Linked DNA regions of Homo sapiens: region 1 is linked to region 2. Evidence: chromatin loops called from intact Hi-C (ENCODE). Cell type or tissue: heart right ventricle. All regions are shown on one strand. Links, peaks and the distances in the headings refer to the core of each region. The heading gives the core; the rest is flanking DNA. Region 1 overlaps LINC00882 (long intergenic non-protein coding RNA 882). Region 2 overlaps LINC00882 (long intergenic non-protein coding RNA 882).

Region 1 (16,911 bases), core at 3,046-11,045, 83 kb before region 2:
AGCTCACTAACTTGCCAAAGTCATATAGATAATAAGTGGTAGGGCCTACATTCCTACCCAAGTACCCAAGTAGTCTGGCTCCGGAGCTCAAGTTCGTAAACACTAAGTGAACATGTCGGCATATGAAGGGGTCAGCATTTATAAGAACCCTCACAGCCTCTGTCTCCCTGAGTCAGCATTGTTCTGTGTGCATCAACTGACTTGTCGTGTAACCCCATGATCACAGATTTTACTTTATGAAAAGAGATGGTCAAAGGACACTTTTGAAATATTCCTAAACCATACAAAAAGTCTAAAAGGAAAACTGAGGTGACAGATTATAGTTCAGGACTTAAATCAGTTTCAAATTTGACATGATCATAATTAATCACTTTTGTGTTCACACGTATTTTGCAAGAAGACTTAGAATCCATCATGTACTGACAAAGAATGAAGTAAGCGTACCTAGACCCTCCTCAATTGAATAGAGGACATTCCAACTCCTTTGCCCTGGCCCCTGCCCACTGCCCTAAATTAATTCACTATAAATAAGGACATCTAAGCAAACTACAGATCACAAGGAGTAGTAACTACCAACAAACATGAAACACTACTTTTCCATACTAGATAAATTGCAACAATTGTGGTAGAATAGCTTTGAAAGTTGTATTGAATTTAGAAATCTGGCTTTAGGAAGTACAGCAGAGGAAGCCAACTTTTCTGAAATAGCCAATAATGCAGAAACACTTTAAATGGTATTGAATGCTCCCCAGTTTCCTGAGGACCAAATAGATATTTCAGCAATTTATCAAGAACAATTAATCCTAGAAAATTGCCAATAATTCCTCTGTCTCAGAAAGAACGACCCATCTGCATTCTCGCCTTCCAAGAGCATGGCAGAGTTTGTTTCTCAGTTCTTCCCACAATTCAACTCTGATAAGTGAAATAAGGAAGGAGCTAAAAAGCGTGAAGAAATTTTTCTAAAATGTTTACAACCACAGAACCTGCCAACTGCTGCTTCCCCATTAGCTGAGTATGTTTTGGGCCACTGAAGCTCGGGTGTCAGCTCCTGGCTTGACGACGATTCCGTAAACAAAGAGACTTCAATATGTTTTATGCCCAAAATGCTCAAAACAGACACAGAGGCTCACAGGCCTGATGCCTGAGCCTCCCGCAAATGCTCAGCCAAACCACTCTATCAATCACGATTATTTGGTGCCCCCCTCTGGCCTTACTGCAGCAATTTCATTTAGCTTTCCTAAGAAACTGAAAAGAATTCTGAACGAAAGTCCAGGGTGCAATCACAAAAATCTGCCTGCAAGAGAAACCTAGTTTTGTCTGCACTTATAATAATTACTCCAATTCTCAATGGCAGAGGAAAATTTGGCAGGGCTGACTGCATGTTAAAAGCATGGTGATAAGAATGTTATATCACCATAACGTTCTTAAGGTGATATAATTTTGCTTTATGTATTTTTAAACATCCCCCAAGGAGATAGAGAGCTCTATCAGTTCCTCACAGTTAAGATAACTAGGCTACCTGGGCTCTGCTCAGAAGAATAAGTCAATTTACTCTGGAGAAATAATTCTGTGAAACTCAGACAGAGTTAGAACATCATGCAGTTGAAAACTGTATCAAAAACTCAGGCTAAACAATATTACTTATTAAGGTCATATAATACATATACGAGTTATTCACTAGCTCTTACCCAAGTTCCCTGGGTAAGCAAACTACAGAGACAAGAGTTTGTGTCCAGTTCCAGAGAGCTTCCAGGCTCCCAAAATGAATTTTGTCTCCAAATCCAAGGCCTCCTTCACTGTGCGCTTCCCCCTCACTGGCTCCCCCGACCCCCTACCCCCAACCCCCACCGGGACTGAGGTGACCATGCTCCTTCTGTTGGGTCAACATTGTCTGATCTGTTTTGGGGACAGCACATACAAGACTTTCCAGCCATGTTATGAAAGGGCTAGGCAAGGGGACGAGGCACCTCACACCCACATTACTGAGAGCGAGTGGAGTAGTACAAGTGGCAGAGATAGGCCCTATGGGGTTTCCAGAGCAGCTCTGAGGGTGCTAGATCCTAACAGGGCAAGATGACAAGGGGAAGTCAAGCTGTGAAGGCAAGAGGGAGAGGAGCCAAGGAGGTTCCTGTGGGTCAGAGGAAAGTGACTGTGGAGGAAGTCTTTGTCCAGGGCTTTGGGTGTTGGCGTCAGCTCCTCACGCAGCAGGTATAAGACAGACGGAAGGCACATAGGAACATTCGTAACTCTTCTAACTCTTCTAACATCCCTAACTCTTCCTTTCTTGCCCCTTTCTTCAGAGTTTGGAAACTCAGAGACCTCCAGGATTGGAACATGCAACTGATTCTTATTTGAAAGTGGTGAAAAACAAAACTGAAAAAGTCGGTGAGGAAAAAAGATCAACTAAAATTCAGCTTTGGGATAAGGACGAATTTAGCACCTTTTCTGGAAATCTCTGAAGCAATTACATTTGTACCCAGTAAATATTCTCATTTGGAAAAAAAAAACTGCTCAAGAAAGAGAGTAATAAAAATAACCACAATGAGGGCTCTCATTAATACTGGATCTTATGGAAACCAATTGTTCAGTCCCTCAACAAAAGACCAGATGGGCAGGAAGCTAAATATACACCATGCACTAAACATTATGAGTATCATAGTTTACAAGTCAAAGGGGGCTCTATTGAAGATAGTTCTATTTTCCCTCTATATTATCTGCTAGACAATACCTGATAACATTATCCAAGTAAATGACAACTTGATAAATAGTAATTTCCAATGGTGAACAGAGGTGACATTTCCTCATTACAAAAATATTTTCTTTGGCAGATGAGATTAACTGAATAAGAAATCCACTGACACTGAAATCACAGAGCCAAATTCCCTATCACAGCACTTATCACATTGCGTTAGGGTTGTTTGTTAAATATCTTTACTTACTTTCCTATACGCTATAATATTTGCTTTTTTCTCCCCAGTGCTTTACAAGGGGCTTGACATACAACAGGCACTCAAATAATGTTTTTTTTTTAAATTTCAATTGAATGTCCCTTTTAAGGGCATTTGCTCACTGATTTAATAAGGGAACAGTAGCCTGAAAGTACAGGTTCTGATCTTTCACAGGTAGGTAAATTTTTTAAATGAATGAGGGTCTGATCTGAAAAATACTGAGGAATTTTACATCAAATGTTTTAGCGCTGTTTCATAAGAAGATAGGAATTCTGGCTCAAGTGGGTGGTTATCAGTTTCTAATCAGTGATCCCATTTTAGCACCCTCAAAGAGGAACAAAATAAATTACCTTCTATTTGTGAAATGAAAAAGTAAAAATGTAAAGCAATTTAAACTGAGAATACCTATATAAAGGAAAAAAATTGTGAGGCTCAATCTTAGGTTTTAAAAAGGATTTCAAAACAGCTTTCCAATACTTCTAAGACTCCCATGAAAAAGATGAGATTAGAATATGAAGTAACAATTTCCTCCAAAGTATACACATGAAAGTTGGCACAGAAACACCGTTTATTTGGGCAATGACTGAAACAGTTGGCCCATTTAATCAGACAAGTGGTTTGAGTTCATCTTGTTTCCACCTGCACAGAAGTACAGCACAACAGGACAGACAAGCCCCCAGCAGGGAGGTCGAAAGAATGCTTTACCCTATCTGATTCAGTGATCCTCTTCTGACGTTATGTCCATACTGAAGGGGATAATAATGCATCAGATGATTTCAGGTAACTTATCTCCTCCCCTCCTTCTTACCTAGCAAGTAACATAACTCACCTGTCTCACGTGCAGAGGAGAAGCACAGCCTTGAATCACAAGTAGGTCTGGGAGCAGCCCTAGCAATGCCTCTTGGGGCAAGCTTGTCCCATTCAATAAGCACATCTTTCCAAAAGACCAACAGCCCCTCAATGCAGAGACCAGAAATTCCAACAGCATTCTCCTATCTAAGACATATGCCTACAGGAGCACAGATATTTTTAGGAATAATAACAACTATAAAATCATGTTTGATTTGATTCTATTTTTTGGCTTCCTGCATACATATTTGGTATGATCCTTGTACCAAATCAACCATTGTACCATCTGTAGCAGAAAAAGACATATGCAAGACTGATGACTTCCTTATCCCACTGCCCTCCCTACGCTAAAATTAATAAGAAGAGAAGAAACGTTAAGTCATTAAAATTCTTCATGCAAGCACGGCCTCTCCCTGCTCCCCACTTCACACACTTTATCATCTGTGAATGACTATGGACTTACAAGTTTCCAATCTGACTTCCTCGGGAGATCCAATGAGTCTGTCTATATATGGCATGGAAGCTTGCCCCTCTCTTTAGACATTTTATGCAGTTCTGAGGATGCAACAAATCTCATTTGGGAGCTGCACACCATCACCCACATATTAAATTGTCACCCGGAGTAATAAAATTCACAAACTCCATTTCATTTTTTTATCACCATGTTGCCTGATAATATAAAAAGGTGTCATATACCTTTGATTTGTAGCTTGTGTGTTTGTGAAATAGCCCCTCCACAAACAACCTGATGAAGTCAAGGAAGCTGAATGACTTTTTTTTTTAATGCCCAAGTCTATTTCCCTGTAAATATTCATGTGCATAAACATAAAAGTGTTAAATGGTGTGAAATCTTGGTAATTGCACAAGTAGGAAAAAGTCATAGCATGATTGTTCTGAGTGAGGTAGAAATTTCTAGACTCACTGCCTGTATCAAAAGCAGTGACCCCAAATTACATAGGCACGTATGGCATTTCTAGACCTTCAAATTACTGACTAAGATATCAAAAAATGCCACATTGGTCATATATAATTGAAAAATGGCTATCTGCTCTTTCACAGCTTTCCTTAATTTAGGTGTCTTTTGTGATATGCAAAACATATTTATACCTGATCCATTTTAACAACCTGTTTCCTAATGAATATGTTTGTAGTTCATTTTGACAGACACTTGGCTAACAGTCATTCTTCTGCCACTCTTATGTGGGGGGAAGAGAATACCAATCAATCACAGATGCCATTTAGATTTCTAGTAATCATGTTTCCAGAAAAATAATAGAGATTTTGGTAGTCATGTGTGTTAAGATCATCGGCTATTCTCATCATTATTCATCAACTTGATTCTCTGTGGAGTGATTTTTAACAGTTGGAGGTGTCACAGACTCTTTCAAGGATATGATGAAATACCTAGGCTTCTCCCCTAAATAAAATAATCATAAACACTACTTTTTTTCTATAATGTAAGGGATTCACAGACTTACAAAGTTGATCAACCATGGATGATTTCAGGTTAACAATCTCTGCTCTAGGATTATGATTATAATTGTCTTTAAAACATCATTATGATGGCAGTGTGAAGAACAGGCTGGGCTAGGGGAAGACAGGCTGCACGGAATGTATTTGCCATTTTCATTACAGCCAGTGAGTGGTGAGGGTGATTTTACCAGAGTGCAGGCAATAGAAAGTAAAAAAAAAAAATAGGGAACAAAATCAACAAAACCTGGAGATTGAAAGGGGGTTTTATATCTATACAGAAAGAAAAGAAAAAGACCTCACTCCTTAGTCATGTCTGACATTTCAAAAAAAAAACATGAAGTAGAAAATCAGCTCTCCAAAGTTTTAAGGCTTTTATTGGTATATTTTTATTTTGCATGAAAATAACCCTTTGATAACTAGTAAATAAAGACTATCTGCACAGAATATGCTTTTAGTGATTAGATATATTTGCAAGTTGATTTTTTCTAGAATTTCTAAAGAAGGTTAGTTTCTCATTCATCTATAGGCCGTGTTCTATAAAGGTGTTGCCTTATGTTGCCAACAACACACTCATTGCACTTAAACAGTGACTGGAAAGGACAAATTTAAAGTGTCATTGCTTTAGAAGGAATAAGTAGTAGAGTATGTTCTTCACATAACCAGTGAATGTGGCAAAGGAAAATTAGCAAACAAAAGCATAATAAATTTATTTGGAACAATAGTAGATTGAATATGTACATCTATTTCTTCTCTGTCCTGAAATTTTCCCCAAATAACAATATGAGAAATAAAATATAAAAGGTACAAGTTCCAAGGAGAAGAAAATAATATAAGACTACTGAAATTGAAAGACTTCAATAATTTTTTAAAAGATAGAAAACAGATATAGGATTAGTAACAGACTTAATATATGAAAGAAGTATGAACAGAGTGTTCTACAAAGAGGACTCCTTGAAAGACTCTGGATTTGAACTATCAAAATAGTTACTCCTATCAAAATAGTTCAAATAGGAGTAAGATGTATATGATTATAACCAGAGGCATTAATTAAAATTCTTTATGTGAAAATATTAGATCAGGCTGGGCACCATGGCCCACACCTGATGCCAGCACTTTGGGAGGCTAAGGCTGGTGGATCACTTGAAGCCAGGAGTTTGAGACAAGACTGGCCAACATGGCAAAATCCCGTCTCTACAAAAAATACAAAAATTAGTCAAAGGTAGTGGGGTGCACCTGTACTCCCAGCTACTTGGGAAGCTGAGGCATGAGAATTGCTTGAGCCTGGGAGGCAGAGGTTGCAGTGAGCCAAGATCATGCTACTGCATTCCAGCCTGGGGGACAGAGCAAGACTGTCAAAAAAAAAAAAAAAATCTATAGGCCACTCTCAACCATCCTTGCATCCTTGGCAGCTTGGTGGTTATCCCTCTCACATCTCACCCCCACCATTACTGCTTCCTTAAAGGACAGGATCTGAAGGCTTCAGATTTAGGGCACCAGGCCTAAGTAGAAGGTAGGAAGGTGGGAACATGGAGCTGACAATAGGACTGAATAAGCAGTTTCACAGTGAATAGTAGATCCAGCCTCAGCCTCCTTCCTCCTCCCTGCTTATAGAATGCTAGAGCTGGGCTTAAAGCCCCATCCCAAGATAGTATATGAGAGGATGCCTCCCTAGAATAAATCAAATAGTCCCAAAGAAAAGACACTCCAAATTTGAAGGCTTCTAATGAAAGAGCTGAGTTCCCCTGGACTACCCTGTAAATTATCAGCAAATAAGTTCCCCTGGCCTGCAGCTTCCAATCAACTTTCTATTGCTTCAATCTTCAAACATGACTGCCACAAGTGTTTTAGAGAAATTTCCAGCAGAAAAAAATTTAGAAATAGGGGAAAAAAGAAAAAATAGGAATACAAAGGAAAAAGAGGCAATGCAGGGTATAAGAAAGAATTTTTTTTAATTGGCCATTACTATTCTCTGAGAAATGAGTTTATGTCAGTAACAAAGAACAGAATACTATTTAAAAGGAATAATGAGAGACAAGAAGCCCTTGAAAATTCAAAACAGGACAGCTAAAATTTAAAACAAATCAATGAAAGGAAAAGGGAAATATTCAGTTTTGTTTCAAATATGCCTTTTTTGGTTGTGTTTGGCACCTAAGAAAAAACTAAATATCCCACCTCTATTTATCCCTAAAAGACATTTTGTATATTACAGGAAGAGATTCCCAGGTCATTAGATTATATATTCATAATTTTGGGCTTTTTAAAATGAAATTCTTAAGAGCATATGCTTGCCTTGTAACCAAGCTCATGCTCAGCTACTCACCACTTGCAAAAGCAGTAACAAGAATGAAGTGCAGTGAAAAGGAAAGTGACTTTATTTTCCAAAGCTAACAGTGGGGACGCAGCTGGCTTTTGCCTCTAGGAACCACTTCAAACTTTAGGCTGGAAAGAGGGGCTTACAAAAGGGAACTTGGAATGGGAGGCATGAGGGAGGGATGCTGAGTCCAAGGTCTGAATGTTTTGTGCTATCTCAAGCCTTGGGCCATCTGGAGCACAGGCTGGTGTCATCTCAGCACTGGCCAGGTTGATGACTAACTGCCTTGAGGTAATCTCTGGAATTTGGCAGCTGGGTCTCTATGCTTTGTCTGTTTTAAGATTAGCCCCTTGGAACTTCTAAGTAAGCACATAATTAGATACAAGCATACAGTTAGATAAATGTGCACGAGGTGAGGGAGTGTATGGCAGGAAAGGGAGGGACATGGTGTTTCAAAGAAAGTACACTCCAAGGCCATATTTTAAGACTAAGGAGAAGAAAAAAAAGGGGGGTTTGCAGTAAGCTTCAAGGTTATATCTTCGGACTGGGGGAAAACAGTTTTAAAATAGATTTTCAGGCTAGACTGTTCAGCTTTACTGCCTGGATTGTAAATTTTTGTAGGGCAGGAGTCAAAATTCCTCAGTTTACACTTAGGTTTCACAGAACCTGGTACATTTTTGGTCCTCACTAAGTGTTGTAAGAAATCCTTTTTGCAAATATTCTTAATTATTCTAAACATGTCTACATCTTTTAGGATGGAAGAAGCAGGAAATGTTCAAATAAGTTTAAACATATTACGGGGGATCTACTAAGAGAACAAGAAAAATAACCACTATTTTTGAGTTAAATAATGGTAGTAAAACAGAAGAGGAAAAATAAAAGATTGTATTTCAAAGTGAAAACAATAAAAATGTGAAAATACTAAGTTAATCAGCAAAGAGTTATGTTACTTATTGAATACAGCATGAAGATGGATGCCCTGAGTTTTTCTAATATCATACAACAAATATTTATCAATGGCTATGTGCTAATCACTGTGCTAGATGTGTTTGAGATGTAGAGATGAAAACAATAGAGCATCTCTCTTTAAAAAGCACAAAGTATAGCAAGACCAGATTAAAGTAGAATATGATAATCCCTTTTCTTAGAGGACATACAAGCACTGTATACACATTTCAGGCTAGAGAAAAAATTGGTTGGGATATGATTTTAGAAAAAATCAACTTAAGCAGAACCTTGAAGACAAGTCAAGAAGACCAGAACGAAAAAGATATTTTGAGCTGGGACGATAAACCACTGCAGTTTGCCCAGGGAATGAGGCTTTGTCTGTGATGGTGAGAATTTCAGGGCTAAAACCAGTAAAGTTCTAGGCCCTCAGGAGCATTGTGCACCACATAAAGGAGTTTGGAGTATAATCCTAAATCAATGCAGAAACATTGACAGGTTTTTCCTCAAGGAAGGGAAATATTCTGATTTGTCTTTGGAAAGATCATTCTGACTGCCCTGTGGAAGGTAAATTGGGAAGCTAAGACAGGAGGAAAGTGAACTGGTCAGGGAGCATCTCTACTAATTCATGGGGAAAAAGACAGAGAAATATGGAAGCTTTAATGAGGATATTGGGGGAGAGATAAATTCAAGAGATATTTAGGCAGTTGAAACAATAGTATTTAAACACTTATATATGAAGGTTCTATAATTACTCTCATGTTTCTGGCTTAATAGCTCAGCAGATGGAGGTTTCATTCCTCAAGAATGGAAATATAAAAGAAAGAACAGACTTTGAGTGGAGATGTTCAGGGAGGGGAAGATCATGAATTCTGTTGGATGGGTTGAATATAGAAGCCCCATAGAACATCCTAATCAAAGTAGCAGGAGGTGCATATCTTTAATGTACTTCTTGTACCCATGACTAAGCTTTATGATGGAGAAAAAGATTTGTAAATCATCAGTATTCAGGTAGTGGAATGAAAAGAAAATAATACTAACCAATATTTAAATGGTAAGGAGAGGAAAAGGAGCCTAAGGATATGGAGTAGAAGATTCCAGTGAAGAAACAGAACCTCCAAGCCAGACTTCTGTCAAGGAACAATGGTAGGAAAGAGTTTCAAGAAGGCAATGATTGGTTAGTATATCAGTCAGGGTTCTCTAGAGAAACAGAACAAATAGGAGATAGATGATCAGACAGATAGATGATAGACATATATACAGATACACATCTATATCTATCTGTATAAAGAGATTTATTACAGGAATTGGCTCACATAATTATGGAGGCTGAGAAGTCCCATAATCTTCCATCTGCAAGCTAGAAACCTAGGAAACCCCAGTGTATAATTCCAGTCCAAGTTTAAAGGCCCAAGAACCAGGAGTCCAGATGGTGGAAACCCCAGTTTAATGTCTAAACGTTAAACCCCTGCTTTCAGCAGGATGAGATTAATTTCCCAGCTCAAGCAGAGAGAGCGAATTCTCCCTTTCTCCACCCTTTCATTCTGTCCAGGCCCTCCACAGATGGTAAGATGCACAGCCACACTGGGAAGGGCAATGCGCTTCACCCAGTCTCCCAATTCAAACACTAATCTCATCCAGAAACAACCTCACTCTGTTGTTTCACACAAGAAATAATGTTTATCCAAATATATGGGGACCCTGCGATCCAATAAAGTTGACATAAACAATTATGTGTCAGTTTCTAAAGCTTCCAGGAGATCAAAATAGGAAGTCCGAAATGTACCCAAAGATCTTGTTGCTCTGGAGTAAATTAGAGACCTTTTCCAGTGCATGTTTGGTGTCGAGATGGTGACTAAAACTTGATGACTGTAAGTAAGAGTGTCAGAAAGCAAGGAAAGAAATTATAGACTAATATTTCAAGAAGCTTGGCTAAAACAATATAACATTTGGCTCCTGCCTCAGAAAAATGACACTGTTAGAAATTAGGAGTCATCTCGATTCTGCCAACAAACTCAGCATTTTTAGGCATCCCACAACCCTCTCTATAATATCTTTGGCTGTACAACTCTGCAATCAATAAAATGTGTTCAGTGAAAGACCCAAACAAAAGAACTATCATTTTTGCATCATATTAACATATATTATAAATCAAAGTTATAGTTAGTTCAACTTTGCTAAGAAAAACTGGCATTGCCTGTGGCATAACCAACGTGGTAAGAACTGGTTTCTACTATTCAACATAGTCCATGAGCAGCTCTACAGGCAAAAATGAATTTTTCAGGTGATTTATTCAGCCTAAGTTTCTTAAAAATTATACAGTACAACAAATTCTTTGGAGTCTAGTCCAAAAACAAATAGGAATCTGTAAAAATCGAAGCAATTGCTCTTGATTTCTGGAGATGGAATCTCTGGATGTCAAATGGAATTTCTTTTCCCAAACTGAGTCACCAGAATTATAATTCTGATTTTGGTAAATTGTCCCCAAATCTGCCCTTACTATCAGATTATAGAAGTCTGAATAGGGCTACGGTATGCTGCAATAACAAACAATCCCATAGTTTTGATGACTCAAACAAGAAAGATTTCTTTCTTACTCATGTCCATAACAGGTTAACAGGGGATTCTGCTCCTTTTACTTATTCAGAGACTCAGGCTCATAAAGCAGTCACCATTCAAACATCACAGAGTTAAAGGGTGCCCCAGAGAGACTTGCAATTAACCAGAGAGTAACCAAAGTCACCTTTGCTCATAATATTTTCTTAAAACTAGTCACATGGTTCCCACACAGATACAATAGAACCATGAAATCATGGAATTCAATCCGACCATGACCTCAAAAAGTGAAGAGATGGATATATTGGGAGAATTTTGATAATGACGACCATGTGAGAGCATTCTGGCTACACCTGTATCTTCCCAAAGGTATGTAAATATGCACACACATACACACGTATATACATATGTGTAGCAATGAGAAATGTCACCTGGGTGGTGTCTACCTTTGAACATTGTTTCTTGTGTCAACACATTAGCATCATTTCGTTATTTATCTACTCAGATGGCCTAATCAAACCAGAAACCTTCAAGAAATCCAAGATAGAGTTTTAAATATTTCTTTAAATGCGGTTATCTGTACACACAAAAAGAACAATCATACCAAGAAGACAGTATATTTTTTAAATTACATAAAATTATTTTCTGTAAGAATAATTGGGTACTATGCTGCTAAAGAGAAGCAGTTCCCACATTTCACTGGGAAATGAGTACCCTATTTTTATAAAGGGATAATCAAGGTTTAATTTTTGCTTGGAAAGACAGAAAGAGAAAGAGAATGTTTGCACAGACTGCTACTGCCACAAGTCTTCTCCCTGAACGGTTTCCTCTAGCTATATTTTTAATGCATTGGCTCCTTTCCAGACTTCTTTAGATTACGTAGTGAAGTACTAGAAAAAATGCAGTGTTTTCACCTTGAACTTCTAGTAAAGACGCCTTTAATTTTTTTCCTAAGCCTCTTCCTTCCCAAAGCCAGACAAGTTTTCTTTTGTTGCAATCAGACATTTATTTCCTCAATAAATTCAGAATTCTTAGCACCCTAGAAATTAATTATACAATGAAAGTATTAATGACACAGTTGAAAATTTTACTTGTATGCTTGTACCAACATTTGTTTCTATACGATATATTTTTTTTCTAATTAACACCTTCCAGTGTCTCTGGTTAACTCATTGTTGCTCTTTCATCCCACTCACAACTATTTTGAGAAGGTTAAGTCCTATGGATAATTCCATGGTAACATTCATTAGTTTTCTCCTGACTAATTTATTTAGAGCCAGTGAGTCCGAAGTAACCCTTTTTCTAATGCAAGAACCTGTCTTTTAGAGCAAAGCTTCCATTCTGTATTTTCTTTCTAAACCAGGGCACGTCTCCGAGCATCTCAAGGGAACAAGTTTCTAGAATTAGTTTTGCCTCTTCTTTTGAACGTTAAACTGAATCAGCTTTCCCTGAGCTGCCATTTTGGTGCTAGATTCTTGTGCCACTTGGATTCTTGTGGATTCATGCATAGTCTAAATTGGTATAAATTCCTTGTCTCAATCTGATCCTGCTGCTATAACAAAATATCTTAGACTGAGTAATTTATAAATAATAGAAAGTTAATTCTCACAGTTCTGATGAAGGTGAAGTGGAAGATCAGGGTGCTCAGCAGGTTCAGCATCTGGTGAGGGCACAGTCTCTGCTTCCAAGATAGAACCTTGAATGCTGCATCCTCCTGAGGGGACAAATGACACCGAGAGAGTAGAATAGAGTGGAATTCTCTGAGAGGTAGTAGAATAGAGTATGACTAGTGTGAGTGTGATTGTGTGGGACCATGTGTGAGTGTGACTGAGTGTGACTAGGTGTCAGAAGGACTGTGTGAAACCAGGTGTATTGGAACGGTGTGGGACCATATGTGAGTGTGACTAGGTGTGAGTGTGAGTGGGTGGGACCATGTATGCATGTGACTGAGTGTGACTAGGTATGCATAGGACTGTGTGAGGCTAGGTGTATTGGAACTGTGCGGGACCATGTGTGAGCGTGACTGAGTGTGACTAGGTATGAGTAGGACTGTGTGAGTCTAGGTATACTGGAACTGTTTGGGACCACATGTGAGTGTGACTAGGTGTGAGTGGGTGGGGCTGGGCATGAGTGAAATAAGCGTGAATAAGTGTGGGTAGGACTGGCTGTGCCTGAAGTTTGTGTGAGTGGGTGTGACACATGCCCAGTGTGTATATGAAGTGTGTGAAGGGCACTGAGGATGAATGAGACATTGTACCTGAGTGAGAGGGAAGGAGTTCCTGAGGGAGTGACTGCATTTGAGGGACTGACTGTGCGACTGTGAGTGAGCTGACTCTGGTGTGCATATGGGTAGGGCTGGGTGAGACCGAGTAGTACTAAATGGAGGCCAGTGGGGTGGCTGGTCATGAATGTGAAGGAGTGTGAGTGTGAAGGGAACGACCAGGAGTGTGAGTGAATGGAACAAGTGTGTACGGTTGGGCGAGAGTGAGTGGGGCTGAGTAAATGGAGGACACTGAGTGTGAGTGATTGTGGGAAAGTGGGGATGTGAGTGTGGATGAGTGTGAGGCTAAGTGAGTGCACAGTCCTAGGCACATGTAAATGGAACTCAGTGTGTCTGTACACACGCCAGTGCCACTGGAGGTCAGAAAGGAAGTGGGCTGAAATCAAGAAGGCATTTAGGGATTAGGGGACACAATGAAGTCAGAATCGAAAGCAAGGAAGCCGCTAACCTGGCAGGAACCAAAATGACACAATTATTGAAGAATAAGTCAAGGAAAAGACTTTTTAAATATCATAAGAACAGGAGGACAAGGTGAGAGAATTAGGTTATCACATAAGCACTTGGGCTCTATCAGGACAGAAACCAAGTAAATGCCCAGGTAGCTGACCTGACATTCTAGCTACAGAGAGAAATGTTCTTAAATGCCTATTCATAGAGAACTGACTAATTCCAGGGCAAGGATCCCTCAGTGCTCACTTGTGAGACTAGGGAGATGACTGAAAGCCCATTTAGGGTGAGATGAAGTTTTGATAAAAAAGTCATTTAGTTAATTGAGCTTCTTATTGTATCTCTTCTTGCCTCCAATATCCATAAAAACTTCAAAAATTTCATGCAACACACCAAAGAGGTTTGGCTAGGCAGCCCAGTCCTTGAAGTCTTGCCTTTCCTTCCATCCCAGAGTAGTGTGCATCCTATTCTGCTATGGGCTGCCCCTGGGAAGGCACTGAGTGTGACTGTGTGTGAGTGGGACAGTGTGGGACTACTGGGAAGATAAGTCTGATAAAAACTACTCCATTATCGGAGCCTGTTCTCTTTCTTTCAGGCTCACTTATGTTACAGAACTAATTTCTTACAATTAAAAATGAGAGATTATTTGACGAGTAAACAAAGAAACTAAATTCAAAGATTGGGTCATACTCGTAAGTCAGGATAATAAGGATTATAACTTATAAGTTGCATAAAGATTATTTAGAAAGAAGTTGTGTCAGCTGGGTGCAGTGGCTCACACCTGTAATCCCAGCACTTTGGGAGGCCAAGGTGGGTGGACCACCAGAGGTCAGGAGTTCGAGACTAGCCTGGCCAATATTGTGAAACCCCGTCTCTACTAAAAATATTTTTAAAATTAGCCAGGCATGGTGGTGGGAGCCTGCAATCCCAGCTACTTGGGAGGCTGAGGCAGGAGAATCGCTTGAACCCAGGAGGCAGAGGTTGTAGTGAGCTGAGATCATGCCCCTGCACTCCAGCCTGGGCAACAAGAGCAAAACTCCGCCTCAAAAAAAAAAAAAAGAAAAGAAAGAAGTTGTGTCTTTCATATATAGTAAATAACCAAAATATTAGTATGTCTGCTAGATAATATTCTATTGAAATCAAGGAATACAATATAATGTATAATATATAATCATCTAAGTGTGAGTGGAGCTGAGTAAATGGAGGGCTGAGTGACAAATCAAAGGGTAGCCAAGTTTCATACCATGGATGGACTGCCAGAGGAGTCTAACAAGCCCCAAAGTCATATGCAAAATTTGATTATGCCTTTTCCTGGATGAAGCATCCATAAAGCGTTCAGAATCTCAAAGAGAACCTCTGACCACCACCCCCAACCCTACCCTTATGGACTGCTATTTTAGAGGTTACTCACTTGTACAGACATTGAGTTCCTTGTGCGAATTCTGTCTTAGTGATTTCACTAAAGTTGTTCCTGCTGCTTTTGCTAGTGCTGATCTAGGCCTTGACCTTTTGAAACTTAGAGAAACTTTTGCAGTGGGGATCCGCCATCTTGTCTAGCCACCATCCAGGACACAGACATGGCTTCCGTTCGTGAGTCTCTATTAAATGTTTCTTTCTAAGAAACTGGATTTGTCATCCTCTTTCTTTAGCCTGTCAGCTGCCATGGACTTGGGGGTAGGTTTGCATAGACCTGGCTACCACGAAACATGTGGGGAGCCAGATCAGGAGCTGAAAGACCAAGAAATGAGCAAAGGGAATGAAGCATCCATGGGGGAGGTCCTAGGTGGCTGTCACTTCCTGGAATGGTGTGACTCACCTTTCAGACACTTACGCATGAGTACGGGACACGTCAAAAACATAGGCACGTTTAGAGCGACTGTCAGCGGAAAGCTGTCCATCACATGCACTAAGGAAGGGCAGCTGCTGCAGTGGATGGCTGCTTCTGTGAGGTGCTCTTTTGACAATGAGAGCCCTGCTAGCATCAGAAGCAAAAGTAAAACGGTTTGAGTAGGAATTACAACTAGGAAAAAATTTTTTTTGGCCGGGCGCTGTGGCTGACGCCTGTAATCCCAGCACTTTGGGAGGCCGAGGCGGGCAGATCACGAGGTCAGGAGATCGAGATCACCCTGGCTGACACGGTGAAACCCCGTCTCTACTAAAAATACAAAAAATTAGCGGGGCGTGGCGGCAGGCGCCAGTAGTCCCAGCTACTCGGGAGGCTGAGGCAGGAGAATGGCGTGAACCCAGGAGGGGGAGCTTGCAGTGAGCTGAGATCACGCCATTGCATTCCAGCCTGGGCGACAGAGTGAGATTCCGGCTCAAAAAAAAAAAAAGATTTTTTTTTAAGAGCTCTATAGTCAAAAGTCAACTTAGTGAAAACTGGTATTTGGGGTATATATGTATAACTTAGTGAAAACTAGTATTTGGGGTATATAGGTATACACGTGTTGTTATAAGGCCTCTGTTTTTTCTCTGTTAAACTCTGTCAACTGAATTCTGTTTCTCCATTTGCTTCTGCCTGTCCCTCTTTTTTCTTGCCACTCTCAATGCCACATAAAAGACCTAAAAAAAAAGGAATTTCTGACAGCCTAGACTCCCTTGGGAGAAAACAGAAAACGCACCACAGACTCCTTTTTGCGAGGAGCCTCTGTTTTTCTTAATGGAACCCCAAGAGTTGCATAGCAGACATTCTTTCCAGGTCTAAAACTCTTCTCTCTTTTGTATTGTGTTATCTGATTTCTTTGGCTTTTGCGGGGATGTGAGTGTTCTGCCTTCCAATAAATATTAGGCCCTAAAAAACTGCATACTTTTTTAGCCCTTTTCCTTAAAGGGCTCCACTCTAAAGTCAGTAATTGAATTAAGAAACAAACTGGCCAGACGCAGTGGCTCACGCCTGTAATCCCAGCAATTTGGGAGGCCAAGGCAGGAAGATTGCTAGAAGTCAAGAATTCAAGACCACCCTGAGGAACAAAATGAGACCACATCTCTACACAAAATGTAAAAATTAACTGGGCTTAGTGGTGCGTGCCTGTAGTGCCAGCTATTCAGGAGGCTGGGGTGGGAGGATCACTTAACTAAGTTCAAGGCTATAGTGAGCTATG
Region 2 (16,911 bases), core at 5,010-13,009:
CTATTTTACTTTACCCTGAAAAAAATCTAGACTGCCACATTTAGAGACTGGAGATGGCAGGAAGTTGAAGGGTTCATTCAAAAAGACCTGGTAGATCTTTTTTATGAAAAGCTGTCAAATATTACGACATCTCCTACTCATGATCAATTTATATCTGCATTACTACAATGGAAGAATCCCCTGCTTCACAGAAGCATTGAAGTTAACCCAGACATTCTTAGAAAAACATCGGTGGGTGACCCTACACCATTCATTAAGCGCTCTTCTGCACAGAGCCCTGTGGTGGACACCACACAGGCAGTTAACAGAGCTTTTCTCCATGAACTTGAAGTATGTAATTAAATGAGAGAGAGGAGAGAGAGAGAGAAGCAGTCTCCCCAGCTTCGTCTCCGAACTTGAAAGCATTCTGGGTGGTAACAACCGGCAGGACTTCTGGCAGAAGTGGTGGAATCTTTGGGAGCTCTGAAGCACCAAATTGAGACTAGTATGTATGACTGTGTGGCAGCTGCAAGCCCCACACAATGAGAATGTTGGCAAGTCATGCAGAAAATAGAGCCAGGAATAATACTGAGCAGCAACAGCAGAGCCTCTAAACCTGACCATTCCTCCACATGTTTTAAACATATGTTTAGCCTAGCAGGGGTCACAGGGACAGCTGAAAAGCCCCTTCCGAAGCTGTCAGAGACAACATTTGTAAAAGCTTCCTGATGCCTTAAAGTGCCAATAAGGATGGTTTCCTCTCATGTGAGCATGAAATGTGCCTGAGAGAATGCAGCATATAGCCCCAGAGGGTGCAAGAGACGTAACCAAGAGACCAGGATATTTCCCTGGGGCCAGGCCACCAGTCCAACTCCCACAGCAGCTGGAAATTATCGTCTTACAGCCACAGAAGCTGAGAACTAGGCTGTCCCATTTCCCCGCAAGTCCCCTAGGGAAACGCCGAACTGTAGCTGGAACATCTCAGCTTCCAAGCTCTAAACAAAACACCAGGCCATTTGTCTTACATGGCATATCTCAATAAACATGATTTGGAATGCATAATTTGGTATTTCTAAACTATATAATCAAATAAATTCCCGTTACTGGCAAAAGAGCAGGAGCACCACAGGAGTAACTGCATAGCGAGTTTACCGTAAGTGTGTCTCTGCAAGCTTACTGAATGATCACTTTCTTCATTTGGCCCTTTCTTTTGCTAAAATATTTTGCAAAATAATACACCATTGTTCTGGCCCTATTAATATAATAATTGTACAATCTTACCTTAAAAAGAAACTTGGCCAAAAACAAATGAAATCACTTAAAAAATAAAGCAATCCTTTTTTGAGACGAGTGCTTGCCCTGTCACACAGGCTGGAGTGCGATGGCGTGATCTCGGTTCACTGCAACCTCCACCTCCCGGGTTCAAGTGATTCTCCTGTCTCAGCCTCCTGAGTAGCTGGGATTACAGGTGCCTACCACCACACCCAGCTAATTTTTGTATTTTTAGTAGAGACGGGGTTTTACCATGTTGGTCAGGCTGATCCTGAACTCCTGACCTCAGGTGATCCACCTGCCTCGGCCTCCCAAAGTGCTGGGATTACAGGCGTGAGCCACCATGCCCAGTCCATTCCTTTTAAATAATTTCAAATGAAATGGATATGTCATAAAAATTCACAGCTACAAGTGATGCCAAGTCAGTACTCATATCTCTGAATGAAAGATGCAGTGTCACATTTCAACAAACTAGCACAGAATAATATTGCAAAGACAGATTTAGAAATCCAAAAATCTGTCATGCTGACTTCATAATGAAAAGTTCCTTCTTAGAGTACTTTATAAGTAACTATAAATTCAGCTATTATAGAAATCACTGGAAACCCAAGCCTCTTGCCTCTTGCCAGTCACAATATCATTGCTCCATTTAATGTCGCATGGGTGACACCCAAAATTTAGTCTCTCAAGCCAAAGGGAGGGCAGTTATTTTTAGAATCTAGTAAAGTGATTTTGAAAAGCTAGGAGAAACTTCCCTGGGGCGACACAGACGTGAGATTAAAGTCAAACCCACACAAGGAAGTTAACAAGATCTCACAAGTCAGAGCATAAAAAGTTTCCTACAGATGGATATGTTACTTTGCAGGACTGTAGTAATCATTTCACTATGTACAATATTTGCTATATATATCAAAACATCATGTTGTATACCTTAAATATATGTATACAAAAAACAAAAAGTTGGCCACGCATGGTGGCTCATGCCTCTTATCCAGGCACTTTGGGAGGCCAAGGCAGGTGGATCACTTGAGGTCAGGAGTTCGAGACCAGACTGGCCAACACGGTGAAACCCCGTCTCAACTAAAAATACAAAAATTAGCTGGGTGTGGTGGTGGGTGCCTGTCATCCCAGCTACTTGGGAGGCTGAGGCACTAGAATCACTTGAACCCGGGAGGCGGAGGTTGCATGAGCTGAGATCGCACCACTGCACTCCAGCCTGGGTGACAAGAGAGAGACTCCGTCTCAAAAACAAACAAACAAACAAACAAACAAAAAAACAGTTTCTGAGTGCAGTACTATGGTTCTATCAATAGCACCTCAATAATAAAAGGTGAGCGTAATGACTGGTCCTGAAATAAGCCTGAAAAAGTGAGAACGTATACCCAAAGAGCAAGGATACCCAAATGTACATTTATTTCACTGGAACTTTTTTTAAAGAGTGGAGGTTTCCAGTATGAATCACCTCTTGGGTTACTAAATTGCATAAATTTATCAAACACATTTTCAATTATTGTGCTATATTTACCTCTTTCAAATTTAAAAAAGTGTTCCTATTCCTATTCTAAAATATAATAAATATATATATTATCCTTTCCAGCGCTTTTATTGATTGATTGATTTTTTCCATTTTAACATTCTTCTGTGAGTCTTTCAAAACTGAAAAAAAAAAAAAAAAAGGCATATCCTAGTGCTTAAAGCTATACTATCTGGGTTCCAGTCCCAACTCTGGCACTACCGATTAGATAGAGTCCTTGAGCAGGTAACTTTACCTCTCTGTACTTCAAACCCCTCACATTTAAAATAGGGTCACAATAACAAGCAGCTTTTAGTATTGTTGTGAGGAATTTAAACAGGTTGAAACATGCAGAACTTCAGGAACAGCACCCAGTACATCATTACATTCATTATGCTATGATCATTATGAATGTTGATCTTTTACATCTGGTCTTAAAATGGGCAGTATTTTCTGGAGAATGTCTTCTACTTATTCATTTTACCTATTATCACCATGTATAGCCTGGCTAGATCTCAAAAAAAAAAGTAGTTTCAACAAATCATTTGGAGGCCAAACGTAAAAAGAGCTAACTAAATTAGGAGAACCCGCTCCAACCAGGAAAAAGACAAGCAAAGGGAAGGATGAACATGTGCTATGATGGCTGGCTGCTTAAAGAGAAGAGCCACACGAGTCTGAATAGAAATATTAGCAGACAAGAAAGCTCTATTTTCTGATATTATTCCAAATAAACAATGGAAGTTTTTTTTTCCTTTGAAGAATCCAAGAATGGCTTAGAAAATTGTCACATTTCATCTTATTACAGTATTTGTTACTAAGCAAAATATTTTCTAGTGATGAATAACACTAGAAGTTACCAGAGAAGCTCTCTCCTCAGAACTACAAAATTTTTCTTTCTTACCATTCACAAATGTTTCAATAATTTTTTTTTTAACTCTTGGATTTACTCTCCTGTAGAGAACAGCACAACGTTTTCTCCATGTCTCATCAGGATGGTGGAAACAGCAGCCACTGGAAATTCTGCCCACAAATATTCATAAACATATCATCCTGATATAGATAGACCCTTCACAGTTGTCAAAGCACCTTCACTTACATTATCTCATGTAATCTTCACAATGATGAAACAGGAGCAGGGAGGTATATTTTTCCAACAAAAGAGAAACTGAAGCCCAGATAGATGGTTTCTCTGGTTTCTGATGCAATTGCTTCTTCTACCAATGTGTTCCCAAGACAGACCATGGACCTTACTTCCAGGCTGCACCCACGATCACTACACAAACTGCAGTGTTGTTACTAACCTCCACCTGTGATCTATCTCCCTATTTCATCTCAGTGACAAAACTTCCTGGCCTCTGTAGCTCGTTAAATCTTAACCCAATGCCAGAGTTCCCAAAGTAAAATTGTCAGGGGGGATTTAACCTAAGTCTTTCTACCAACTTATTGTTAGTTACATACATCTGCGCCAACAGATGATCATATTAGAAACCAAAATAACAATAACAAACAACAATAATAATAGCAACTCTCAGGTAGCACTATGATAGACTTTTTATTTACTTTATATTTTATCCTCAAAACAACCCTAAAAGGTAAATTATTAGTATTCTTATTTTATACATGAAGAAACTGGGTCTCAGGGAAGTTGAGAACTTTAGTGGGGCCACAGAGCTGGTGGTGATTATGTCAGATTTGAAAGCCAACTTCAGCTGTATTCAACGTGCACCCACTTTTCATAATGGTGCATTGTTTTAAATCTCTGAATTCCCAATATCCGGCATGATGTCTACCACATTGTTAGTGCTCATTGACAGTGTTAGTAATTAAAGACAGAACCAATGTATTAGTCTGTTCTCACACTGCTGATAAAGACATACCCAAGACTGGCTAATTTATAAAGGGAAGAGGTTTAATGGACTCACAGTTCCACATGGCAGGGGAGGCCTCCCAATCATGGTGGAAGACAAATGAAGAGCAAAGGGACAGCTACCTGGTGGCAAGCAAGAGAGAGCTCATGTAGGGAAACTCCCCTTTATGAAACCATCAGATCTCATGAGACTTATTCACTATCATGAGAACAGCATGGGAAAAACCTAACCACATGATTCAGTTGCTTCCCACCAGGTCCCTCCCATGACACATGGGAATTATGGGAGCTGCAGTTCAAGATGAGATTTGGGTGGGAACACAGCCAAACCATATCAACCAAAACAAGATGTACATTCTCCTGACTGCACTGGACATCTCAATTTTCCTATATGATGCTCACTCCCAGTTTTCTATCCTGTGGGAGCTGCTATCTTGCATTCCTCTTAATTCAGTGGCCTGGAGGAGTTCATGTTGCATATTCTACACTGCTGCTGCCAAAAAATTGCCCTTCACCAGCCCTGAGCATCCTCTGCTGAGGCACACTTGCTCCCTTATGCACTTTCCTACATCTTTATCTCCATCATCTGGTGAGCTCCAGGACACATCCTAAATTCCTTAATAGCTCTAGCCACCTAAGACAAAAATCAACAGCTCCTCATCTGCCACCACATTTTTCTTGACCTTCTCAATGTCAAACAACTACAACTATGATCCACTTCAGCCACTTTGCAGCCTATCATCTCTTGGAAATGCCCCAGCTTGAAAGTTTTCATATTTGTATCTCCCTTCTCTGGCTTCCACCACTCATCTCTCCTTTATTGAACCTGATCATTTTTCTTCCACTTTTTTCAACAATCTGCAGCCTAATAAACAAATCTCCTGCCTCCCTCACACCTTTGCTGTTTCCTTCACCACAACTCTATTCCCTCTACTACAAATATGCTCAATCTTCCATCACCTACAAAATCTTTCCCACAAACCTACTCAAAATCAATTGTTCTTCTATATCTGCCCTTAATATTTGTCCATTTACTTGAAATTTATAATTTGAGTAAGTCCATATGTAGAAATTTAGCCTTTTAGAAATTTACTCCAAAACTATACAAAAAGGCATAAAAAAATTATGGCATGACTTCTGCATATTTCTGCGAAAATGCCTCAAATATCGGGAAAAAAATAATGACATAACGATATCTTTTCACATTAGCAACTTGTTATCCAAATACAAGCAGATCAGGATAACTGGCCAGCCACATGCAGAAGATTGAAACTGGACCACTTCCTTACACCATATACAAAAATCAGCTCAAGATGGATTAAACACTAAATGTAAAACCTAAAACTATAAAAGCCCTGGAAGATAACCTAGGAAATGCCATTCTGTACATAGGCCCTGGCAAAGATTTCATGACAAGCATGCCAAAAGCAACTACAACAAAAACAAAAATTGACAAATGGGACCTAATTAAACTAAAGAAACTCTGCACAGCAAATGAAACTATCAACAGAGTAAACAGACAAGGTACAGAATGAGAGAAAATATTTGCAAATTATATATCCAACAAAGGTCTAATATCCAGAACCTATAAGGAATTTAAACAAACTAACAAGAAAAGACAAACAACCCATTAAAAAGTGGTCAAAAGACATGAACAGACACTTCTCAAGAAGACATATACACAGCCAGTGAGCATATGAAAAAACGTACAACATCACTAATCATTATGGAGATGCAAATCAAAACCACAGTGAGATACCATCTAGGTGATAATAATTATTATTAACAAGAATAAGAATTATTAATAAGAATAGTCAGAATGGCTATTATTAAAAAGTCAAAAAATAACAAATGCTGGCAAGGTTGTGGATAAAAGGGAACACTTATACACTGCTGGTGGGAATGTAAATTAGTTTAACTATTGTGGAAAGCGGTGTAGTGATGTCTCAAATAACTTAAAACAGAATTAACACTCAACCCAGCAATCCCAATTGGGTATATACTCAAAGGAATATAAATCATTCTACCATCAAGACACATGAACACATATGTTCACTGCAGCACTATTCACAATAGCAAAGACATAGAATCAACCTAAATACCCAGCAACAGTCAGTAGAACAGATAAAGAAAATGTGGTATATATACACCATGGAATACTATGCAGCCATAAAAAAAATGAGATCATGTCCTTTGCAGCAAGATAAATGGAGCTGGAGGCCATTATCCTAAGCAAACTAATACAGAAACAGAAAACCAAATACTGCATATTCTTACTTACAATTGGGAGCTAAACATTGAGAACACATGGACACAAAGAAGGGAACAGCAGACGCCAGGCCTACTTGAGGGTAGGAGAAGGGAGAGAATAAAAAAACTACCTATTGGATGCTATGCTTATTACCTGTGTGATGAAATAATCTGTACACCAAACTCCAGTGATATGCAATTTTTCTGTATAACAAACCTACACATGTACCCCAAACCTAAAATAAAATTTAAAAATTAAAAATAACTAAATAAAATAATATTGGTTTGAAAGACAAAAAAAATTTTAATTAGAAAAATACAAGCAATCACCTTTAAATTCAGATTGGTAACTCTTTCTAGATTCACTTGATTCTGTTTTCTTAAGTCTCATAGAGAAGAGCTGCTTTCAGTGTTTTCCAAGGACCAATCCTTCTTTTGTGCTTACTCAGCATGAAACAGTCTCTTTGAACTTACAGTACATGAAAGTCAGACGTGCTGCTCTTTTGTAGTAACAGTTCCCCAAACTACGTTTTTATCATTTCTGATGAAAGTATATGTTCTTTCTCAGATACAACTCAGCTTAAAAATAAAAATATATACATTTACGCCTTAAAAATGGGATACTGTTACTTTATACTATAAGCCTATTCATATTTAGGCAAGAAAATCTTTGATGGAAAAGAAAAAGTAATCAAAATTCTTAAGTTTTGGAGTAAAATATGAAGTTCTGTCTTATGACTTTAGATAATTAAATAAAAAAATTTTGATGTGAGATACAAAATTTAAAGATTCTCATATGAATATTCTATATTCATGTGGATTTATTTATATTTAGATGTATTTATTTATATTTATTTTTATTTTATTAATATTTATTATATTATTAATAAATATTTATTTATATAAAATATATAACATAATAAATATTTATTTATATTTATTATATTATGAGGCAAACATAACTAGAATGCTGCAAAAAAGGAATGCTTTTTTAGTCGTTACTATGCAATGCCTATTACTTTAGAACAATATTAAATTCAAAATAAGATTTCATTTATATCAGTAAATATAAAATTATTCCTTGATTCCTATCAAATAAATACCATACACTCTAAGTGAACATCTATTGAGAATATAGCAAACTAGTGGTCTCTGTTCTCTAAGATTGGATCCATCTTCCTCTTCTCTGTGATTTACCTCCAGGGGGCAGTACAGTTCTGATGATGGGCTCTGGAATTTGACCGCCCTAGCTAGAATATCTGCCCTGTCAGTTTCAGTTATATAAACAAGGACAACTTATTTAACCTGAGCCTTAGCTCCTCATGCATAAAATGAAAAAGCATAGAACCTACTTCATAGGATTGTTATAAGGATGAAATAAGAAAATGTCCAGTATATAACAAGTACTCTTTCAACATTTGTTGCTATGATTTATTAGCATTATATTAGGTTTCCCTGCGACATCATCATTAAACATAATTTATTAAACCCATATATTTTAAGCACCTAATGCATGTAAGGCACTGTAGGTTATGATGCTAAAAACACAACACAATCCCTCTTCTCCATAAATTCTGTCAGGTGGGGAAAAACACACATATAAATTATAAATAGAACAATACAGTAAGACCAATATATGAAGTACTGCAAAAGTACAAGAAGGGTAGATGTCATTACCTCCAACAGGCTAAAAAAAATAAGGGGGTTCTTATCATTGCTGGAGGATGAGTACATGGATCAAATCGAGTTGGAAATGAAAATGCCACCTCCCAGTCTCCTTCCCCTCAACCCTCCACCCAGCCTTGGGCACCACTCTTAGCTGTTTGGAAAAAGGCATGTGACCTAGGCTCAATCAATTAGATGCTCTTGAGTAGACCTTTGATTCTTGAGAGAGAGAGATGCCAAGTTGCTGGAAGAGTCAGAGATATTCTTGGCCCCCCATAGCAGAGGCCAGAGGCTAGTGGCCAGCAGTACACTGGTGTGTTGCCAGAAGCAGCACTTGAAATGGCAGCAGGAATAGTGACTGATCCTCAACAGCCTGCTTCAATGGTGTGAGCTCAGCTGGATCCTCAGCTGTTTACTGTCCCTTGATTTCCAATCTCTTTCTAAATCTGATCTCTAGTCCTCTCACCAATTTGTAAGAAACTCAATATCCTTCCAACAAATAATTTTTCTGCCTATGTTGGACAGAGGTTTTCTGTTAGTTGCAACTAAGAACCCAGACTTGTACCTTGAGTCATGAAGTAAAACTTGCCAGTCTCATTGGGACACCGTCTCCAGCTTTCCAAATGACCTCTAATTACCACTTTCTTCTATGTTAATTAAGATACTATTAGGTTGCCTATTTCAGTGTAAATGGACTTCTTGATTGTGACATTTTATCTCAGCAAAATGTGTATCACAGAAAGTATTGTCTAAATTTTCATTAGCAAAAGAATCTATTGTTTCTACTTGACACAAAAATAATTTTCTATTATTCATCCCTTCCACATAAGACCCCCTTACTCTTCTTTTTATGATAAGCAATAAAGAAGAAAGAAAATAATGTACAGGGAAGAACAATGCAAGGAAACGGAGAAACAAGGAATCATTTATTGGTTTCCTGCAGAAATCAACAAGCCACTCTTATCTTTGTATTCCTCTTAAGTTGATCAAATTGGCATTTTTGTAAAAAGTCAAATATCAGCAACTAGTTGCTTAAAGTAGAAGTTTCAGACACAGGCACATCCCAGCCTGTGGACCTCTGCTTGAGGATGAACAGGTGAAAAGGATTGAGTTGAAAATGCCCATTCCTCTAAGAGGCTCTCAAGGACCACCAGGTAGGGAAACAATTCTTGGAGAATCTCTTATGTGAACACAGTAGAGAGAAAGATCCTGTACCCTGAACTAGTACTGAAAAAAGAAAGATTAGCTGTCCTTCATTATTTGCGCTGTAGGGTATACAGGCAACAAAACCCAGTGAGAACATTTAATAAAACATTGTCACTTTCATATCCCCAAATTTCTTCCTTGCCCTTTATCACTTCCCAGCTGTCTCCAGATTTTATTTTGTATCCACTTGAGCTATGAGGTCAGAGTTAAGCCTTCAGGAATGTGTCTCTCTATAGGCAGAAACCTGACTCTTCCTGAAAAAACCCTTAGTAGACCTTGGGAAAACTGCAGTTGCTATCACATGTACAGAGAGAGCTTTTGCAGTCACTGGACTTTAAATGTTCTTTTTGTTGGACTGCCAAAAGGTTACTGCTCCCTTGAGAACTGAGCCAGTTCCTCTAAACCCCTCCCACTGACTCATATGTTTGTCTGGCTGCAGCTGCTAAAAAAGATGGGAATTTAAAAGCTGCTACACAAGTGCAAAAGCAATCACCAAAACAGTGGCAATATCCTCAGGTCTTAGACCGAAAATATCCATACTGAGAAAGGCATAGGGTTAGGAGAAGAACACTAGATACAAAATACTGGAATACAGAATGGATAAAGATGAAAAGAAACAAGAAGGAAATCACGGGGTTCTCAGGGCTGGAAATTATTTTCTTCTGTGACCTTGCTAAAGGCCATCTCATGGATTTATTTTTTCGGCCCTGTGGTTACGTTTTCTTTGACCTAGATTTCCATGGAGGTTGGTATTGATAAGTTGTCCACCACTGCAATGTTATAATCATATTTTTCAACAATGCTGAGAGAATTTAAAAAGTATATTATCATCATTATTATTTCCTCATTACTTCCATCCTAACAATATCCCAGTGGGTATTTCCTAGGCAAAGTAAACATTTCTTAGCTCTCAAGTTCTTGTATACAAATCTCATGTTTCATTCGGCAGTGCCCTGAAAACATTGATAAGCCAGCACTGTTGTCATCCAGGACTCTAACACCATTTCTGCAGCCTCTCTTCACCCCTCCTCCTTCTATACTGAGAAGTGTTCTCAAGTTTTCCCATCTTTGTCATCAATCAGGAAAGTGATCTAATAAGCACTGATCCAAGGTGTGATGGAGAAAGGGTACTTCCATTCTCTGCAATTATTCATCTTCAAAAAGAGACAAAGGGAAATGATGATGGTCACCACACAGGAATTGCTAATAATAGGACTTTTATTCAAAAGTTTGAGAGAGAATTAGATAAGGGAAGCCTTCCTAGAGAGCCCTCAAATAACACTGTTGAGACACATAGAAGGTACGGCTCTCTAAAATACTGAAATGTTTTCCATGGATGCCCGTTACACTACAAATCCTGAACAACTCATTTAATCCAAAAACAGCTGAAACACTATTTGCTGCACCCATTTAACCCATGTGAAAGCCCGTGCCCATAGATCAGAAATGTCATCTTTAGTGTTAGAGAATGCTCTGTCTTACCAGAATCTGTCTCTTCCATAGCCTTTCTTCATCTGTTACAAAAGCAGGGTGTTCTTTCTTAAGGTTTATTCATCCTAAGAGAGCACTTGAGAATTCCACTAACTGTATCTCACTTTCTTGTTGTGGCTGTAACCCTGTCACCACCAAACCCATTATTTTGCATGAATGTCTCTGACAATACGTACATAATCCACAGACAACTCCATCTGATGTTGTCTTTAGATCTTGCTTAGAGGGGTCTTGTCAAAATCTCCATGGATTCATTTTCTGCCAGTTTCTCTGTGTATTTCCACAAAGATCTGAAACTATTTATAAACTGCTTCACTTCCTGGAAATTTTTTGTTACTCCAAGGAAACTTCTAAGGTTTTAGAGCATCGCTTTGGAACTGGCTGCTTTGGCACTGACCCTACTTTTTTGATTCTGGGGGAAAATGTTCCAAAAACTCATGCTTAAATAATCTCAGCTAAATTACTTATGTTATTTCATAAAATCATTCCTCTGCAGCAAAACTGTAAACACTAAGAGGATAGGAAATATGCCTGCCGTTTGTTTGTCTGTTCACTCATTTAATTATCATCATCGTCATCATCCATCCCGATGCCTACCACATCTCCCCTGCATACAGTGGGGACACAACAACATTCAGGTAATGGATACTGAACTGGGTCATTCAATATTCACGGCTGTGTCTTTGTAGGCCAAACATTTTTGTCTATACAGACAAATGAAAATGGAGATGTTAAAATAGTTTGGTCTACGAAATACAAACTAACATTTGTCTCCTAGCTAAGAAATGTATCAATGTAGAGCTGGGGGGGGGGGATTATATTATTCACTTTCTAGAACACTGGCTAATGACACTCCAACTTGTCAGCAAATAGTTATACATCTCAAGGAGCTAGGTCTCCTTGCCCTTTAAAATCTCCAGTGAAGATGTAGAACAAAACTTTATGTTTCACATTCTTTATTTAGACGCATTATAGCATCAGATGTTTTTTTCTGCCCTCTTTTTTACTTTAGCCATTACTTCTCACAGTAGTGTTTGTAATAAATGCACACAAGAATTAACTTATTGTTAAGCTTTTTAACTTAAGCTGTTATTACTCATTAGCCATCATTCTTGGTGTACATTTAAGAATTCTGACTTTAAATGTTACTATTTAAAATGTAAAATTACCCTTGTTAGAGTAACCTATGGATCAGCATTCAGTAAGGTACCACCTGCAAATATCCAGTCCTTTTTTTGTGTTTTAAAATACAAATAAATCATTAGACTTAATGGCTATTGGACAAGTCAAATCCATTTTTACCTCATTATAATAGTCAAATTTTCAACCCTATTTTAAATGGGGTTTACAGGACTCTATGGCCTAGATTGGATCTTAATTTTCAGTAGTAACATTTAGGACATGGCTTGGCTCTTTTGTGCAATATTAATGAGGAATATATATTTGTATATGTATATACTTGTGTATTTGCGGATATATGTATTCATAGTCAAGATTTTGTTGATACACTCCTATAAAGATCATCTCTCTCACTTGAATCCCAAACACATCCAGATCCCTTTAAGTATAACAGAAAGCAAACTGTTTACAGAAATAAAAAAAAAATCTGCATTGAGCACTTCTACATGCCCATGTACTCAGATTCTCCTAACAACCCTACCAGGTAGCCATTATTATTCATATTTTATAAAAGAAGAAACTGTATCACAGAGGAGTTATTTTCTCCAGCTCTCATGGTCAGTAAGTAAAAGAACAAAAATTGCCTGACTGCAAAGCCAGTACTCTTTCCACTACACCAGACTTTTAGAGGACACAACTGAGAATCACAACAAAGATAACTGCTTGCATAAAACTTTGTGACCCTGCAAAGTGCTTGCAAATATTTATTTGTGAGATATTTTCTTGGAAGAATAAAACTTATTTTCCCAAAAATACAATACTAATGTTTTTGTCATAAGCTAGAACACAAAGCTTGTTTTGCCCAAAATGTGTTTAAATAAATCACACTTTAGGATTAAAAACATAATAATAGTACTGCTAATGTACTTATATTTCAATCTAAGTTGTCTTACCCTGTGGCCATATCATAAACTTCAAGTACTCTTTCTCAAAATACAATCATGGAATATGAGAACTAGAAATAACCATATAAATAGGATGGCCAACCCTCTTAGTTTTCCCAGGACTTTGGGGTCTCCAGGACAAGGGACTTTCAGTTTTAAAACAGAGACTAAAAAGATTCCTAGGACATTTCACTGCTGAAACTGGGAAAGTACCAAGCAAGCCGGGACAAGTTGATCATCCAGCAAACCATCTGGTCTAACCTCCTCATTTCACAGGTGAGGAAGCCAAGATTCATAGAAAACACATGTGTTCATAGAAAAAACACATGCCACTTCTACACTTCTTCTCTTTTAGTCTTTATACAGATTCATTCAGCCTTCAGATATCCAGTAATTTCCCAGACTTAGTCACTAGTTTAATTGCTCATAATTTTCCACTCTCCATTAAGATTTGTGTGTCAGGGACCAAATCTGTGTTCCCTTTGTATTTTCAGCACCTAGTCCAGTGCCTGACTCAGGGTATGCAACTTGTTGTATGTTTGTTGACTGCCATTGAAGGACTAGATTGTATGCTTGGGAGACTGAGGTCTTTATTCAAGTTGTATTGGATTACAGGGACAATTGTGTGTCAAAGATGGAAAGCTGAAAGCTGCAGTAGGCAACATCTTTACCAATTAAATTTTCCTTTATTTCCTGCATTTTATAGGCAGGTATTACTTTATAATAAAAATAAAAGGCATTTTTAAAAGAAAAACCATCAGTGCCTTGTGTTCCCCTGATTAACCAGAGGAATGCTGATTCAGGAGGTGAAGATCATGCCACAGGATAAATTACTGTCTTAAGTGTCCTGCTTGCCAAGGTTTCCGCCGACAGCGCAACACCCATGCATCATATTCTCCTCCTTCATTGTCCCTCACCTGTTGTCCTCACAAATTACTTGTGAAGAAAAAAAAGAGAGCGCAAGCAATCCAGTGAATAGATCCCAATCTTTGATTTATTACTATATCATTGAATGGCCCCAGTTCCTGTTCATATTGAAACCTGAACTGACAGTGCAATGTGCTTAAAAATGGATGTAGCATTTGAGATACGAGATTTCAAAGCAGGGAGTTTTTATCCAGCTGTGCTGCATCTCCACACTTGCCAAAATGCTTATGTTTCCACTTGGTGCTGCCGAGTTACACTTTTCCCTCTTAAAAAGATGAGAACCATGTGCCAGAACTCATTAAGAAATAACCCAGTAATCAGGCTGGTTCCCAAGTAGCTTTTTGACACCAAGTAACTTTCTTTGATCAGTAGAAATGGTACATTATACTCACTATAAACCTTCAAGTGGGAGACACTGCCAAGAAATTCCGAGAGATGAAAACACCAGAATTTTGAAGTTGACCCACAACTGTTTCTTTATGTCACAGTACACTGTAATTCAAAGAGTTTCATTCATTTTGAAAGTGTTTCTACCCTCACTTAAAAACATCCTTTTTCATTTTCCCCTCTTGTTGAAACTCACAGAGTATCATTGTCCTATAACTTGAAATTGTGCCCTAGAATTATTTTATTACAGTGCAAAAGTAGATGTCCAGAGATCCAAAAGCTACAGTTTGTTACTTGATGGTGCACAAAACCACATAAATGTTGCTATGTGTTCAGCTTCTTCACTCTCAGCCCTCGCTTGCTCATTTCCAAAGTTTAAAATAAGCAGTGAATGCAGATTGGCAGAGAAAAAAATCCCATCACCAAAGGACAGTATAGAGACTGAATGTTTGATATCTAGGAAAGGTAACTCTACTCTTTCTTTAAGAAAGGCTATGAGAGGTTTGTGTGTATTTTCTTTATGTAGACCGGGGATATTTTTAGCATCAGTTTGTAAGGTCACTTTCTTCTGCTCTAATGGCTACTTTCCTTAGAATTGCCAAGCACAACAAACTCCAAAACCATAGTTCCCCTTACGACAGCTCTGATTAGCTCGATGCCAAATACAATCAGAACAGCATTCAACCATTTGGGCAGAAACACACAAACAAACTCTAGTACAGGCATACCTCACTTCATTGCCCTTCCTTTTACTGCTCTTCACAGATAATAACATTTTTTGTTTTTTTACAATTGGAGTTTTGCAGCAAACCTGCGTCGAGCAAGTCTATCAGCACAAACTTTCCAACTGCACGTGCTCACTTCGTGTCTCTGTGTCACACTTCAGTAATTCTCAAAATATTTCAAATATTTTCATTACAATTATATATGTTGTGGTGACCTGTGATCAGCGATCTTTGATGTTACTACTGTAATTGCTTTGGGGCACCACAAGTTGCACCCACATGACAGCAAGCTTTTTTTTTTTTTTTTTTTTTTTGGCGATAGAGTATCACTGTGTGGCCCAGGCTGGAGGGCAGTGGCGCAATCTTGGCTCACTGCAACTTTTGCCTCCTGGGTTCAAGCAATTCTCCTGCCTCAGCCTCCCAAGTAGCTGAGATTACAGGTACCCACTACCAGGCCAGCTAATTTTTGTATTTTTAGTAAAGACAGGGTTTCACCATGTTGGCCAGGCTGGTCTCGAACTCCTGACCTCAAGTGATCCACCTGACTCAGCCTCCCAAAGTACTGGGATTACAGGCGTGAGCCACCACGCCCAGCCATGACAGCAAACTTAATCAATGTTGTATGTGTTCTGACTGCTCTACCAACTGGCCATTCCTACATCTCTCTCCCTCTCGTATAGCCTCCCTTTTCCCTGAGACACAATCTTGACATTAGCCAAGTAATAACCCTGTAAGTGTCCAAGTGAAAGGAAAAGTTGCACATCTCTCATTTTATATCAAAAGCTAGAAGCGATTAAGCATAATGAGGAAGACATATTGAAAGCCAAGACAGGCCAAAAAGCTAGGTATTTTGTACCAGTTAACCAAGTAGTGAATGCAAAGAAAAATTTCTCAGAGCAAATTAAAAGTGCTGCTCCAGTGAACACACAAATGATAAGAAAGCAAAACAGCAATGTTGCTGATATGAAGAAAATTTTAATGGTCTGGATAGAAGATCAAACCAGCAACAATATTGCCTTAAGCCAAAGCCTAATCCAGGATAAGGCCCTAACTCTCTTCAATTCTATGAAGGGTGAAAGAGGTGAGGAAACTGCAGAAGAAACATTTGCTAGTGAAGGTTAGCTCACGAAGTTTAAGGAAAAAAAAAACTCTATAAAACAAAAAAGTGCAAGGGGAAATGCTAATGTAGAAGCTACAGCAAATTATCCAGAAGATCTAGCTAAGATCATTGATGATGATGGCTACAGAAAACAACAGACTTTCAATGTAGACAATCCATCCTTCTATTGGAAGAAGATGCCATATAGGACTCCATATGGGCATAGAGAAAAATTTCACATTGCCACTTCCATGTTCCAGGGAGGAGAAATCAACACCTGGCTTCAAGCTTCAAAAGACAGGCTGACTCTCTTGTTAGGGACTAATGCATCTGGTAACTTGAAGTTGAACCTAATGTTCAGTTACTATTCCAAAAATCCTAGAGCTCTTGAGAATTATGCTAAATCTACTCTGCCTCTGCTTTACAAGTAGAACAACAAAGCCTGGATGATAGCACATCTGTCTATA

The links. A loop is a pair of places that touch in the nucleus more often than their neighbours do. Peaks named below come from ENCODE experiments on the same cell type or tissue, not always from the same donor. Only the 100,000 strongest peaks of a DNase experiment are listed, where the experiment ranks them.
Region 1: it touches region 2 in a loop (2.0-fold over the local background); 4 of 110 quality-filtered maps call a loop at or near these places.

The regions. Positions count from the first base shown.
Region 1 is chr3:107,117,197-107,134,107 of GRCh38, forward strand. It overlaps LINC00882 (long intergenic non-protein coding RNA 882), which reads right to left. Exons shown (of 4, transcript NR_028303.1): 2 at 12,692-12,796. Among named protein-coding and RNA genes, the nearest start is that of LINC00882, 110 kb to the right of the region's middle. In heart right ventricle, for the core only: no CTCF peak of the experiment used is centred there; a DNase peak (open chromatin) is centred at 7,775; H3K27ac peaks cover 2,393 bases.
Region 2 is chr3:107,198,228-107,215,138 of GRCh38, forward strand. All of the region lies in intron 1 of LINC00882 (long intergenic non-protein coding RNA 882), which reads right to left. Among named protein-coding and RNA genes, the nearest start is that of LINC00882, 34 kb to the right of the region's middle. In heart right ventricle, for the core only: a CTCF peak has its summit at 8,084 (motif pointing right); a DNase peak (open chromatin) is centred at 10,152; H3K4me3 peaks cover 703 bases; H3K27ac peaks cover 4,534 bases.